Regions from separate parts of the Homo sapiens genome. Here region 1 is linked to region 2. A link is an interaction called in ENCODE POLR2A ChIA-PET data of the cell type or tissue named here. Cell type or tissue: HepG2. All regions are shown on one strand. Links, peaks and the distances in the headings refer to the core of each region. The heading gives the core; the rest is flanking DNA. Region 1 overlaps RAB3GAP1 (RAB3 GTPase activating protein catalytic subunit 1). Region 2 overlaps UBXN4 (UBX domain protein 4).

Region 1 (2,920 bases), core at 281-2,780, 610 kb after region 2:
GGGCTACCAGCATGACCATCCCTACCATCTTAGGATATACCCCTAAGGGCATATCCCCTAGAAGATCCTTCACTGACTGTCAACAACACAAATGTAAAAGGGTTATGATACGGTCCATGGCAAAAGCAGTGGGTCAAGATTATTTCATGATACTGGGTGACTCAGGATTCATGTACAAAGATCTAGATCTTAATCAGTTAACATCATACCCACATGAAAACATCCTAGGAAACCAGAGGCCCAGAGTAAAGAGCATAAACTTCAAAAGAAAATAATATTCACTCATACACTATAGATTATATTGAAGAAAGGCATTTCATACCAAAATTCTTCTTTCTGGTTGTCCTTACTATACTAGGCTGAACATAGCTACCAAGAGAAGGCCAAGGTTCACTTGAGCTTATCTTCTCTTTACTGTTAAAGGTATGTACCACAAGGGCATGCTCCAGAATCCACCCTCTCCTTCTGGAACTCTGAGGTGTAGGTGTAGGTGCCCAGGCACATATTAGTATGCTTCCAATGCTCTGGGGACTCTCAAGAGCCCCTAACTCATCCCTATACAAAAAGTAAAGGCAACCATATCTATTTTAGAATAACTACATATTTCCTTAAATGTATTATCTGATTTCTACATATGGGTGTATATGTAAGTTGACTATTTAAATTACTGTCTATTTTCTGGTTAAAACAATGTCATGTAAGATTTGCAGGTACCCAGGTTAGCCCAAAATAGTCTAATGAATCACAGTTTTGCTGAAGTGCAGTGTTAGAGGAACTATATAGAACTTTACCAAGAAGGAGTAGTATGTTTCCATGGGGAAAAACTTCCGTAGTTCCTATTTGGAATGTCCTCCCGTGCATGCCTCTGCAAAGACACTGCAGCAGGACAGGGAAAGATGACTCTGAAGGCAGCTAGAGGTCAGATGGAAAATTACTGCTGCGGAGGCTGGTATTTCCTGCTGTGCACACACACCTTAAGCCAATTCCCTTCTCTACCTTTTGGTTTGACATGTGCCCCAAGAGCCAACTGGCTTCTCTTTATCCACTGTACCAACTATTTGTTTTAAAGCAACTCCTCTGTTTCTTGTCACATGGCAGTATAGAACTTGCAGATTTTCTGTATCATTTTAGTCTCCAAGGAAAACATATAGCTCTTAAGAGGTTCACTAAAGATGTTTTTCATTTAGAAAAGATGGGTAAAATAAGCAGGAAACAAAAGGCTCCCTTTTATTGTCACTTAAATCTGCTAGCAAAAAAGGATGAAAGTGGCATAGGTGTTTGTGGAGTGTTTATGTTTAAAAATAATACACAGGTGTTTCAGAGAAAAATCAAACTCACACTGGCCTAAACAGTACAGAAGCAGGACTGAGTAGGGGATATGGATTGGCAAGGTGGAGGCCACCACAGGTTAAATAAAGAGGGAAGTCTGCGCCTGGGGATAGTTCAGAGTATCAGCAGTAGGAAAGGAAGCCCTGTAGCCCATGGGGCTACCCACTTGGGGTTTTAACATATACGTGGACTTGCCTTTGCTTTCAAAAATAAAAGTCCTTTCTTCATTCCTAGTTTTTAAGCTAATAAGCCAAATGTCACCATTCCCTGAATCCTGTATGTTCGAAATACAGACCTGTATCTAACCCTAAAATATTCTTCAGATAGCAAATGCCTACTCATCTGAAATAGTGACTCTTCTGAGAAACCTTTCATGACCTACTCAGCAGAGTCAGTCTTTTTGACCCTGCCTCCATAAGAGAACTCATGACAGTTCCTTACATATCTCCTCCCACAACCTCAATCAACTGTAACTGAGGGTAAACACTGTATTTCTTAACTCATCTAGTCACAGTGCAAGGTACACAATAGGCACTCAAAAGTTCATTGAGTGAAGTGACCCATGTTAAATCCTAAGTTTCCTAAAAGTCTTCCATTAAATTGGCTGAACACAAACAAAGAAACCACTCCAATTCACATATAGAAATGATTCTATTCTCAACTTTCAACTATTAATAATACTAGATCTTTGCTTTTTTAAAACTTAAGAAACAAGTTTGACTATGTCCTCTGGGGGGATGGTGGCAGAGTGTTGAACTACTAATGAAATCCAAACACTTAACAAAAAGACATTCAGGCCTTTATACCACTTTACAGAGTGATTTTCACAGTTTCATCCCAGAATAGCTCAAAATAGACCCCAGAGCTCTGCAAGTGTGACCCACCTTAAAAGACTCCATATCTGAGAGCAGACAGGCACTCTGCATGCGTGCTCGAAGGTGAGCCCCCTCTGCCGATGTACCTAATTTAGCTAAAACTTCAGACTGCTCTTCTAGCAGATCTTCTGTCATAGGTGCTGGTTCCTGTGAAGCACAAAAGGACAAGGCTCATAAACAGCCCTTTTTAGAAAAAGAAGTACCATAAAAATAGAATAAAGACAACAGTCATTTCAGCTATAGCAGTCACAAGATGAGTATTTTTAAAAATTCAGAGAAATGCATAAGTTTTTTAGAACTTACATAAAAAAGAATTAAGAAAAATAAATACCACTTTCAGGCCTCCTCCCCCTCACAGATAAGATTACCATGTTTCCCTTGACAAGGATTGATAGTAAAAGACAGAGGAATTTGGGTCCACTGAGCAACATTTTCCTGCCTATTAGTGATAAAGAAATGAAGTCCTAATGATATTATTATATATGTCATCACTAGCTGCAACAAAATTTTAATTATAAGTAATAGAAATGGTTTGATATAGAAATAATTGCTCTAACAGGGCCAGGCACGGTGGCTCATGCCTGTAATCCCAGCACTTTGGGAAGCCAAGGCGGGTGGATCATGAGGTCAGGAGATCGAGACCATCCTGGCTAACACGGTGAAACCCTGTCTCTACTAAAAATACAAAAACAAAATTAGCCAGGCATGGTGGTGGG
Region 2 (2,920 bases), core at 164-2,663:
AAAAAGGGGATTCTTAGAATGATCAGACCAAAAGCTGACTGGTGACTTCAGACATACATGAAAACTTTACACTTAGAGTGTAATGTTTATGGATACAAATTAGTTAGGTGATCAAAAATTTCAACTCAGAATTCTAAAACTTCATTTGTATAACTTTAGCTTTAATTCAAATTAATGAAATAACTGAAAACCACTGTCTTTTTAAACAAAATGCTATTTGCAAAAAGAAGAGCAAACCTTTCCACTCGGATGTTGAGGTCCTCTGCAGGTCTCTGATCTGAGCATCCACTAGGCTCCTGAGAGGAAGTGGCATGGCCTGCACTTTCTCCTCCTTAATTATTAAATAAAAAGAAATAAGAATACTGCATTTAATGCAACTTTTTAAAGGAATAAATCTTTCAGATTATAGCATCTGTTAATAATTTTATATCTTAAGCATTATATATTTTCCCTAAAAATGGAGAAGGAGCTAAATATGCTATTACTAATCCTAAAGTTTAGACGTGGATAAAATTGTTCACAAATAGAAATAAAGCAGTTACCGAGTTAAAATCACCAAGGTAAAGGTCAGATGTAAAACATGAATAACAATCTGGCAGGAGGCATGCCTGGCTATGGGTAGCCTTCACTCTAGAGCAGTGCCCTCCAATATCTATACTGTCTAACACAGCAGCCACTAGACAAGCGGCTGTTGAACATCTAAAATGAGGTTACTGCCAAGTGAGGGACAAATTTTAGTTGTAATTAATTTTAATTAAAATGTGGCTGTGGCTATTGAGCAGTGAGCAATACAGGCCAGGTTTGATCCTGGGTATGGCTCTGGACTTACACTGGTCCAAGGAATCTGCTTCTGCTGACCAGAGTGGTTCCTTAGAGAGCCTCTTTATGCTAGTTTTCTTTGAAGGATTTCCTGAAAGATAGACTTTTGTCCTAGCCTATTCTACAAGACCTCTGTCATTCCCTTCCTTACAACTTGCCACCAACCTGATTCTTCTTTACAGTCTTTGGCGAACAAGGACTCTGGAGCCACACAGTCATTTCAGTAAGTTCCTTAATACCTCTGTATCTCATCAGTAAAATGGGGATAGTAACCTCACACGGTTGTTATAAGAAATACGTGTTAATACAAGTAAAATGCTTAGAACTTAACTGAGACTGGCACATGGTAAGCATTTTCGTTACTACAGTAGTAGTAAAAATAATTAGTATGACTAAGTAGAGACGATGGTGCATATCTCTTCTCCCTCCCCATTCAGGGGCATAACCTAGGTAGCTTGAAATCAACAAAGTGGGAGTATTTACACCTGGGAAATTAGCAAATACTACAAATATGGGCCTTTGCTTCCACAGATCCTTCTGATAAATGTTTACCAGTGTATCACTGAATGCAACTCTTGGATAAGAAGTGGTAACCACTAGCAGCCAGTAGAGGCTCAATAGGAAATTAACCACCTTTCTTTAGCAAATAAAATAAATGCTGAGGACATGTCTTATTATCAGCAAAAATTTAACATCTTATGAAGATAACCTGTGGACAAGCTGGGGGAAAAGTGTTGAATAAGAGTACAGTTAGGTGAATCTATGACTCATAATTAAAGAGAAATGGAAAGATGTCATATAGAGGAAGATTTCCAATTGTATGTCACAGAGTTCTCTGCCTTTGGTATTTCATAAATGACTTGAAGATGTAAAATATAAATTTGTAACTTTTTTTTTTTGAGACATGGTCTAGCTTTGTTGCCCAGGCTGGAGAGCAGTGGCATGATCTTGGCTCACTGCAACCTCCGCCTCCTGGGATCAAGCCATCTTCCTACTTCACCCTCCCTAGTAGCTGGGGCCACCAGTGCACGCTACCATGCCTGGCTAATTTTTGTATTTTGTATGGAGACTGGGTTTTGTCACACTGCCGAGGCTGGTCTCGAACTCCTGAGCTCAACTGATCTTGGCCTCCTAAAGTACTGGGATCACAGGCATGAGCCATTGTACCTGGCCCATGTGTAACTTTATGGGTGACCCAAAATTGTGTGAAATAGCTTATTAACACTCATATTTAACTGCTAATTCCTAAATGAAAAATTCTAGGTCGGGTATGGTGGCTCACACCTGTAGTCCCAGCACTTTGGGAGGCCGAGGCAGGTGGATCATTTGAGGTCAGGAGTTTGAGACCAGTCTGGCCAACATGGTGAAACCTCATCACTACTAAAAATACAAAATCAGCTGGGCATGGTTGCGGGTGCCTATAATCCCGGCTACTTGGAAGGCTGAGGTAGAAGAATCACTTGAATTTGGGAGGTGGAGGCTGCAGTGAGCCAAGATAGCGCCACTGCACTCCAGCCTGGGAGACAGAGCGAGACTGTCTCAAAAAAAAAAAAAAAAAAAAAATTCTGGATTGAAAAAACACCTCAATAAGCTAAAACAACTGATAAAAATCCAAATATAATAAAAATGTATTGAGAAGTTCCGCCTTTAGGCTTAAAAAGCCAACTGGAATAACAGGCATAATGTATCTCCTGAGAGAAATATACATCATCATCTACAAAGTAGTCTTGTCAAAAAGAATAATGAAGCTGACTTGATCAAGTCTGTAGCTTTACCAATTTAGAGGAATAAAGGGGATAGAGGAACATCTTACACAATTCCATGGGGATGCAGTAAAATCCAGACTGTGGAAAACTATAGGAAAAACTACCAGGGAGAGCAGAAATCTATATATTAAATTTAAAAACACATCAACCAATAGCAATATATCGAACTGTAACTCAAACTGAAAAAAAGTATAATATAAATATTGCCTAGATAATTGATGACAAAAAGGATTACTATTAAGCTTTCTGGCTTTGATAATAGTATTGTTGTTATTTTTAAAAATTTCTTATCTTTTAGATATTGATATTTTAAAAGATGAAATCATACAAATGCC

What was found. Peaks named below come from ENCODE experiments on the same cell type or tissue, not always from the same donor. Only the 100,000 strongest peaks of a DNase experiment are listed, where the experiment ranks them.
Region 1: POLR2A ChIA-PET joins it to region 2 with 7 read pairs; 3 of 35 experiments call an interaction of 5 or more read pairs at or near these places.

What each region holds. Positions count from the first base shown.
Region 1 is chr2:135,149,800-135,152,719 of GRCh38, reverse strand. It overlaps RAB3GAP1 (RAB3 GTPase activating protein catalytic subunit 1), which reads right to left. Exons shown (of 24, transcript NM_012233.3): 18 at 2,214-2,351. Among named protein-coding and RNA genes, the nearest start is that of SNORA40B, 15 kb to the right of the region's middle. In HepG2, for the core only: no CTCF peak of the experiment used is centred there; a DNase peak (open chromatin) is centred at 1,809.
Region 2 is chr2:135,759,229-135,762,148 of GRCh38, reverse strand. It overlaps UBXN4 (UBX domain protein 4), which reads right to left. Exons shown (of 13, transcript NM_014607.4): 6 at 238-331. Among named protein-coding and RNA genes, the nearest start is that of UBXN4, 19 kb to the right of the region's middle. In HepG2, for the core only: no CTCF peak of the experiment used is centred there; no DNase peak of the experiment used is centred there.